Linked DNA regions of Homo sapiens: region 1 is linked to region 2. The links are chromatin loops, found by intact Hi-C in ENCODE. Cell type or tissue: dorsolateral prefrontal cortex. All regions are shown on one strand. Links, peaks and the distances in the headings refer to the core of each region. The heading gives the core; the rest is flanking DNA.

Region 1 (4,522 bases), core at 346-4,345, 440 kb after region 2:
GTTGTTAAATCTTTATCATGTATCATTAGACAAGACTCTCATCTGGAAAGATGTTGCTTGATCCAGAGAAACAAACATTAATTTTTTTAAAAAAAATTTGAGACACATATCAATCCTGCAGAAAAGTATAGAGAATAATAAAACAAACATTTGTGTTCCCATCTCTAGACATTTTTAAATCTTTATTTTGCCATTTGGTTTTAGGAGGGAGGGAAAAAGATGACAGAGTGTGTGTGTGTGTGTGTGTGTGTGTGTGTGTGAGAGAGAGAGAAAATGCATGAGAGTGTGCTTTTTGTTTTGATAATGGAAAAAATATAATTTTTCAATTCTGCAGTAAGCTAAAACTATTGCATTAATTTAGTTTGGGGTGCAACTAAACTAAAATTTTGTATATAATCTGCTTAGATAATTATAGGTATGTTGCTGTGCCATCTAACTATTTTTAAAGGCAGAATATGAAATGTCTGCTATTACTTTTGGTTCTCTGAGCCCATGTTTCCAATACTCACTAAACCTCATCTTCATAAATAGTGCTGTGCTAGGACCAGTGACTGGAAAAATATCAGTCCTTCATCTTCAGAAATTCATAGCAAAATTGCAGAGTAAAACTTATTATTAATAAATATTTCTATTTGGAAAAAGAATAATAACGTTATTTTATAATTAATAATGACAGTTATTATTAACTGAGAAGTAGACTTAAAAGGTAATAGTGGTGTTGATTACTTCACATCTAGTATCTCATTTTCTCCCTAACCACCCAATGAACCAGGTACTCTAATTTTTCACATTTTATGGATTTGAAAATTGGATTTACCTAAAATATAACTTTTATACATAGCAAGTATCAGTTTCAGGAATGGAACCCATTCCTCTCTGACTCTAAATCCATGTTCCTCACCACTGAAGACTGATCAACTCAAGTGGATGTTTCATGGTGGGGGGTGGGGGTGTGACTGGAGGATGCTTGTTGGGCCATTTGCGTGGGCCCTTTGTGTTAGGCTGTTTTCATATTGCTGTAAAGAAATACCTGAGACTGGGTCATTTATAAAGAAAAGAGGTTTAATTGGCTCACAGTTCTGCAGGCTGTACAAGCATGGTGCCAGCATCCGCTCTGTTTCTGGGGAGACCTCAGGCAGCTTTTACTCATGGCAGAAGGTGAAATGGGAGCAGGCACCATACATGGAAAGAGTGGGAGCAGAAGAGAGTGAGGCTGGAGGTGCCACACACTTAAACAACCAGATCTTGCAGCTACTCACTCACTATTGCAAGGACAGCACCAGGCCATGAGGGATCCATTCCCATGACCCAAACACCTGCCATCAGGCTCCACCTCCAACGATGGGGATTACATTCCGACAAGAGATTTGAGTGTGGACAAGTATCCAAACTATATTATACTGAATTCCTTATTGATCTCAGGTGAATTCTTTAGAGTTATCTGCAAGGAAAGCTGCGGCACTAAGAGAGTGCCATTGAAGGACGGGAAGAAGACAGTCCTTGAACAACTTGAAGCTTACATCTTATTTCCCCAATACGAATTTGCAGTTGCTGTAAATTAACATTTTAACAAATGCCATAATTACAAGTGACTACCATAATTATGTTACAATGCTTTTGCATGTGTTGACAGTATTTATTTAGAAAATGTCAATATTAATATATGCCACAGTTTCTGTCAACTTGTGTTGACATTGCTCTTTAAAAGAAAAAGAGGAATTTGCTGGGCTTCTCTTGTCTTTAGATGGACCCATATCTTGTAAATAAATTGTTGCTGGTTTTTTAAAAAAAATCCATGTGTATAAGTGATAAGAGATGTTCCTGACACGGGAAGGGTTCCACACAGTGGAGGGACTGAATATGATAATGGCCAGTGTTTGTTTATCCAAATACAATTTTTCTTAATCAAACAAAAACACACAAACCCAGGAAAATTAGCACTTTCCTCGAACGCCAAATGTCCTCATCTTTTCTTGGAGATGTGTTTTCTATGCTGAGGCAGCCTTGACCTCAGGTGAAAGGGAAAAGCCCCCCTCCACCTGATTAGAGTAAATGATGGGTAAGGAAGCCATCACACCTGCCCATGCAGCTGAGCGGCAGCACAGGGTGAGCATGGCAAATGAGCAAGGAGAGTGGCCATGGCCTCTACTTCATGATTCTGCAGCCACGGCCTGAGGAGGCTGCACTCCAAGGGGTGAGGAAAAGCACAGCTGCCCAGCTGTTGTGGTTTTCTGGCTCTGAGACACCTGTTGAGCCAGCATGAACACAGCTCACTCTGGCCATTGGTCCTCAGCAGGTGCCACTGATGCAGCCCTGTATTCATTTTCCATGGAACCTTTCAGTGTCTCTTATCACAGAAATCAATACACATTGTGAGCCCCATTTTAACAAGAAAGGCAATTGTCAGGGCAATGATCACTACTGCAAAATAAAGTATTTTCTAGAGCATGTTTCCACAGTACCAATTTAACCGGGATAAAGAAGAATTTGCTGAAAATTTGACATTTTCGTGGTATTACACTGGTTATATTTTTAGGATATTATTTCCTAATTGAGTGAACTGTCTAGATTTTCCAATAGCTCCCAAATACTAAAAGCGTTAGAAAACTTTAGTGTGGATACTGATATTTTCTCAGTAAAACCTTACTGTCTGGGACTATATAGCTCCAAAGTCGTTAATAAACGTAATTTTCCCAAATAAAATTTCCCAGCAGCCCAAATTCTTTCTCTGGAAGGGGAGCTTTAGCTTTGGTGTCAAATGCTTGTTGCATGATCTTTGGCTTAAATGGGCTGACTTGGCACCCACGTGTTTTAAAGGCGTTTCCATTGACCTTCGAGGACACTCAGTGCCCCCTAGTGGATCACACGTGCAGCCTCCACCAACACCCAGCACGTCGGTGACGTCAATTCCCGCCCCGCAGCCGGGCTGAGGAGTAACTCCTTCAGAAAAGGAAGGGCAGGGAGCCCTTACACCCCATTTTTTCCAAAGTCACACCCAGAGACTGACAGCAGACAGATAGTTTCCCATAGCTTCCAACATCCCTGTCTGGAGACCAAAAATAAATGCCTCACCAAGATGTTTTGATTACTTGAATCACACACTGTCACAATCAAAGAACCCAAACGTCTATATTTTTGCTGAAACAGGCGGCTTAGAGCTTTCTGTGTCCCCAACACATATTTTGGTTATTTTTCTAACTCTGCTCTTCCCCTGAGTCCTTTCTTGAGTCCTTCTCCATATTAAAAGTGGTGCTAGCAATGCGGAGACCATGGACTGAATAGTATGCCGAAATTAGCTTGATGAAAACCTCTAATTAAAGGGGAATCATTTTTTATTCAAACAAACCCTGTGCTTCACAGGATTAAATATCTTATATTTAAGTCAATGATAATTGTGAATTACGGATCCTTTGCAAGAAACAATGCAAAATTGGCTACTGGGCCTGTTTCCAAAGTTAGGGTAAATTTATGACAAACTTGATATTGACCAATAATATTTTAACAGATTTTAAAATTACTAGCATTGCTGCTTACAAGGAATTTATTAGATGAGATGAAGTAAAATATATTGAAATAGATATCTTTTTGAAATATTAGTAGACCGTATACTAAATCACAGCAAATATAAAACTTCTCCTTTATGTGTATTCCTACTCGAAATTATAAACAGTGCTTTTAAGTTTTCATGCCAAGAAGTACCCAAAGTTAAAAGAATATCCCCACAAATAGAGGTTTCCATGGAGGGATTAAAATTAGGGATTTATAATTTAGAGATTTCATAAATTATATTCACAATTTTCATCCCTAAAGTACTGAGCACATGATTATTTGCTATATTATGCTTTATACCTGCAACAACATATTGCAAGAGAATTCTTTTTGTCTTAACGAAGGATAATTGCCTGGAGTTCACAAGTTCTACAATGAGGTGCGGACCACAATGGGAAAAGGGCACCTGGAGATATTGAGGTAGATGTTGCAAGCAATATAATTGCCTCATCCCCATAATTGTCCAGATATTAATTCTCATGCTATGGTTTGGATATGTTCCCCAAAGATTATGTGTTAGAAACTTAACCCCGAATGCAGCAGTATTGAGAGGTGGGGCCTATAAAAAATGATTAGGTCATGAAGGCTCTGCCCTCATGAATACATTAATGCCATTATTATGAGGGTGGGTTTCTTATAAAATGAAAAGTTCGGCCAAATTTCCTTTCTCTCTCACCCATGTGATGCTTTCCGCCATCTTATGACGGAGCAAAAAGGTCGTCACCAGATACGATTCCTCAATCCTGGACTTTCTAGCCTCTGGAATTGTGAGACAAATACATTTCTGTTCATTATAAATGACCCAGACTGTGGTATTCCTTATAGCAACACAAAACAGACTAAGACACCCCAGAACCAGTAAATATGATAGGTTACATGGCAAGGGGAAATTTAGGTAGCCAATAGAATTAACGTTGCTAAGAAGCTGATCTTGAGATGGGAAGATTAGCCTGGGTTATATGAATGAGCTCAA
Region 2 (4,522 bases), core at 375-4,374:
TCTCTTCATTTCCTCTCCATCCTGGTGGCCCTTTCTGCAGTAGAGGCTGCGGTGAGTTTGAGGATTTCAGGCCTGATCAGGAAGAGTGAGCTTTTTTACTTGGGCAGTATGTTGACAGGTTGCATGCGGGGGACGTCTCCCATAGCAGGAGACCTTCCAGAGACTGTGGCCATCACCTGGGCCACCAGCCAACCAGGAAGGAAGAAGGAACTCCTGGGGAAAAGGAGAGCTAGAGAGGGGGCTTAAGTGTCCAGGTCACACAGCAGGACCATTGGGTGCCTCTGGGCCAGGGGGCTCCAAGGGACAGCAGCTGCCTGGGGTCTTCTATAGTCCAAGGTTTTAAAAAAAAAATCTGTGGCTGGCAGATGCTGGGTGCAGTTTCTCAGGATATATAAAGCAGGCGGGCTCTACATAGCTAAGAGTCTGCTTCTTTGGGCTACATTTAAAACAATGGGTTGTGTAAAATTTTGATTTTGGCACCGGGGGTCTTGGAGAATGGATGGCCCTAGCCAACTCTGAAGAAGTAAACCTGGGGCCAGTCTACAAGGACCGTCTTTGGCCCGTTTGTAAAACAAAGTCACCCTGCCCTTGGGGCTGGGCCATCGCATTCATTTCCCTGTCTTGGCCTTTCCTGCTTTTAGTCCATTCTCCGTAATAGCAGAGTGATGTCTTAACCGTGTTATATCAAGTGGTGCCATGAACCTGGGACCTCAGTCACTCAGGTGGCTTCCCATTACCCTGGGATAAAGTCCAAACACAATGCAGTGGCCTCCGCCAGCCCTGAAGGATGTGCCCTTTCCTCCCTTTCCAGCCCAGCACGGTGCCCTCACTCCTGCCCAGCCACCACACCCTTGCAGCTGCAGCAGGGTTCTGTGTTCTGCCCATGCTGTTTCCTCTGCTGGGAGCCTTCTTCCCCAAATGGGACCTGGCTATTCCACGTGTCCTTCGGCTACTGTGTTAGTCTCCTGGGGCATCCATCATACGTTTATTCTCTTTTGAAGGGCAGATGTCCAAAATCAAGGTGTTGGCAGAGCCACACTTGCTCTGAAGGCTCTAGGGGAGGGAGGATCCTTCCTGCCTCTTCAGCTTCTGGTGGCTCCAGGCATTCCTTGGCTTGTGGCCCCATCACTCCAGTCTCTCACTTCATTTTCACATGACCTTCCCTGTCTCTGTTCTCTCTTCTGCTTCTAAGGTCACCAGTCATTGGATTTAAAGTCTGCCTTTGTCCAATATGACCTGCTTACATCATCAAAGACCCTATTTCCAAGTAAGGTTCCAGGTGGATGTGTTTTGGGGGCACCATTCAATGAACTACAGGTCCTGTTTTCTCTGGCTCCCTCAAGACCGCACTGGGGCCTCTCCTCGGTACATGTGCCCTCATGACTCTCGCTTTTCTTTACTGGAATGGCTTGTTCATTCTTCAGCTCCAAACTAGACTAAACTCTGTGAGGACAGGGCTGCTTTGCTCTATCCTCCCTGCAACTTCAGTGCCGGGCACAGGACTGGCTCTTAATGGATACTGAATGAACCCTGTTATGGACTGAATGTTCGCATTCTCCCCCACCCCCAAATGTATTTGCTGAAGCCCTAATCTCCAATGTGATGGTATCAGGAGGTGGAGCCCTCGAGGGGTAATTAGATTTAGGTGAGGTTGCGAGGGTGGGGCCCTCATGAGTGCTTTTATAAGTAGAGAAAGAAGTACCAGCGCTTCCTCCCTCATGCGAGGATATGGCAAGAATGCATGTCCATAAGGAAGAAGGCATGCACCAGACATCAAATCTGCTGGCGCCTTGATCTTGGTCTTCCAGCCTCTAGACCTGTGAGAAATGAATATCTGTTGTTGAAGCCTCCCAGCCTATGATGGATTTGTTACAGCTGGCCAAGCTGACTTAGACAAATGAGTGTGCCTGATCCATCCCATTGAATGTGACAGAACCCCAGGAGGCAGATGGTATTCTTGTCTTGCTAAGTAGGGCTGAGTCACTCACCAGGCAGCCCAGCCAGGCAAGAGGCAGGCTGACTTTCTAGCCCAAGCCTCCTTCTCTAGAACCCAAGCTCCCTCCACCCTTGGGTCTGGGGTCCTATGAGGCACTGACTTGAGGAGGATGATAAGGTCTGAGTGGCTTTTGGCTGGAACGAGATGGGACAATGGGTTGGTTACTTTCCTGGGACGATTCCCTAACGGATGTCTCAGAGCTGTCGTGGCTTTGTCCCCAAACCACTCATTGTCACTGACACAGGCTGTATTCATCTCTCTTGAGACTGGCCTTTTAAAGTGTTCCCCCAGCCCCGGCCCCTTGACACTCAGGTGGCCAATGAAAGGAAACAACAGGAACAGCTTTCAGGCCAGGGACTAGAGAGATTTTCCCCATGGAGTGAATACCCCTGAACACAAAGGGAAGAAAAAGCCCTTTCATAAAACTACCCGATCTTCACTGGAAGGAATGCGACAGATACAGGCAAAAATCAGTTCTCCACTTTGTGATTTCTCAGGGTGACGGAAGTGGACAAAGGGAAGGGGAGAGAGGGTTTCAATGCAGTAGCCCTGCTGGCAGCCTGTGGCCATTGTTCCGTGGCCGACGCTGTGGTCCGACGATCTGTGTCACGCTGGACTGATGGAAAACCCAGGTGTTGCTCTGGGTCACGGGATGCGTGTGGTGTGGGTGCGTCCCCGCTTCCAAATAGAATTTCATATTCTTCCGGAGCACAGAGAACCCACGGGGTGCTGGCTGCCACTTGTGGTCTCCTCTGTCCAGGCTGATGGTTTGGGGACAGTGACTCCCTTTCTCCCCTAAGCCTATCCTGGTTTGGGTTTGTGTGACTTGCAAACAAAGAATCTGGTCCCATAGAGTAGTCGTGCTTTGTTTAAGGGGTTTCTTTTTTTTTTTTTTTTTTGCAGCCATGAAGATGATTTTATTTATCTATAGTTATGGTTGACATTTTTCATGCATAAAAACTTCTATTGCTCAAGAAAAAAGTTAAGTACTTCCTATGGAAACAATAGACAAATGACAACAAGAAATTTACAAAGAAAGAAAAAAAATGGCCAGTAAACATTTAAAAAACTTAATCACTAATTGTCAAATTTAAATTTTTTAATCTATAAACTATCATTTTTTACTGTGAAATGGCAAAGATTTTTTAAAAAGTATATCCAATGCTGCCAAGAGGGCAGAGGCCTTTCTGTAAAACAGCAATATGTATCAAAAGCTTTAAAATGTGCAAATGTTTCTACCTAGTGTATTGCTTTGAAAAAAAATTCACAGGCAAATTAAAATTTCTTGGCTGGGCACAGTGGCTCATGCCTGCAATTCCAACACTTTGCCTAACCAAGCTGCACTTGGGGAGGCAGAGGTGGAAGGACTGCCTGAGGCCAGGAGTTTGGGACCAGCCTGGGCAACACAGTGGGACCTCATCTCCACAAAAAATAAAAATAAAAATTAGCACATCCTGTGTTCCTAGCTACTCAGGAGGCTGAGGCAGGAGGTGTTTAAGGGGTTTCTGTTGGAAAGCAGCAGTGGGCCTTGGTGAAAGTCCCCAGATTGCCCTAAACCGCCCAAATCGGGGTTTCGTCTCTGGAAGAGGGGAGGGATGCACCACCGGCTCCTCGTGCAGCGCTGGCGGCGGCGGCCACTGGGTGGCGGTGTTGCCCGCGAGGCCCGGGGTCTGCGGAGGAGGGAGCCGGACTGGGAGCGGGGCGGGGACAGCGCCGGGGAGGGCCTGGTCCGGGTGGGCTCAGTCCGGGCTCCCGGGTCGGTCCCCTCCTCCGCGTTGCTGCCCCAGGAGTCCGCTTCGTCCTCCGCTGACTCTGAGCGACACAGGACAAGCTCTGAATTGCATTCCAGGAAAAGGGGACTGAGGCTTTGTATTTTTCCTCCGCACCAAGATTCCCAAGGCTGCTGTTAAGGGTTTTTACCCAGGGTGGGGTCCACGGCGAAGCCCTGGGGTCTGTGTGAAGGGGAGGTGCTGTTTCTTTCCCGAGTTCTCCGTGGCTTTTAGTCCACGGGTTTCGAGGTCGCGCTATGGTTAAAAGCAGCACATGAGCCCTTTACTCCGGGTGAAATCTGGAACCAGCTCACATGTGGCTCACCAGGAAGAAGCTGAGTCTCTTCCCCAAGCTGAGGAAGAGGAGCAGGAGCTGTACAGATGCCAGGACCCGGCAGAGCAGGGGTTAAGCCCACACTCTGGGGCCCACTCTTGGCTGCACCCCTTACTGGCTGTGTGACCTTAGGCAAGTTTTTTGACCTCTCTGTGCCTTCGTTTTTGAATCTATAAAATGGCTATATTATTACAAGTTATTTATTTGATACATTTGGAGATGCGGTGTTGCTCTGTCGCCCAGGCTGGAGTGTAGTGGTGTAATCTCAGCTCACTGCAGCCTTGACCTCCCGGGCTCTAACGATCCTCCCACCTTAGCCTCCCAAGTAGCTGGGACTACAGACACTTGCTGTCTTGCCTGGTTATTTTTTATTTACATTTTTTTTGTAGAGCTGAGGTCTCACTTGTTGCCCAGGCTTCTCTT

The links. A loop is a pair of places that touch in the nucleus more often than their neighbours do. Peaks named below come from ENCODE experiments on the same cell type or tissue, not always from the same donor. Only the 100,000 strongest peaks of a DNase experiment are listed, where the experiment ranks them.
Region 1: a loop joins it to region 2, with 2.8 times the contacts of the local background. A loop is called at or near these places in 4 of 110 quality-filtered maps.

Annotation. Positions count from the first base shown.
Region 1 is chr12:125,770,383-125,774,904 of GRCh38, forward strand. No RefSeq gene overlaps it. Among named protein-coding and RNA genes, the nearest start is that of LINC00939, 210 kb to the right of the region's middle. In dorsolateral prefrontal cortex, for the core only: a CTCF peak has its summit at 2,837 (motif pointing left); no DNase peak of the experiment used is centred there.
Region 2 is chr12:125,327,457-125,331,978 of GRCh38, forward strand. All of the region lies in intron 1 of TMEM132B (transmembrane protein 132B), which reads left to right. Among named protein-coding and RNA genes, the nearest start is that of TMEM132B, 140 kb to the left of the region's middle. RefSeq lists enhancers at 1,666-2,392, 2,393-3,118 and a silencer at 3,649-3,708. In dorsolateral prefrontal cortex, for the core only: CTCF peaks have their summits at 3,630 (motif pointing right) and 3,833; DNase peaks (open chromatin) are centred at 1,968 and 3,645; H3K4me3 peaks cover 1,455 bases; H3K27ac peaks cover 1,200 bases.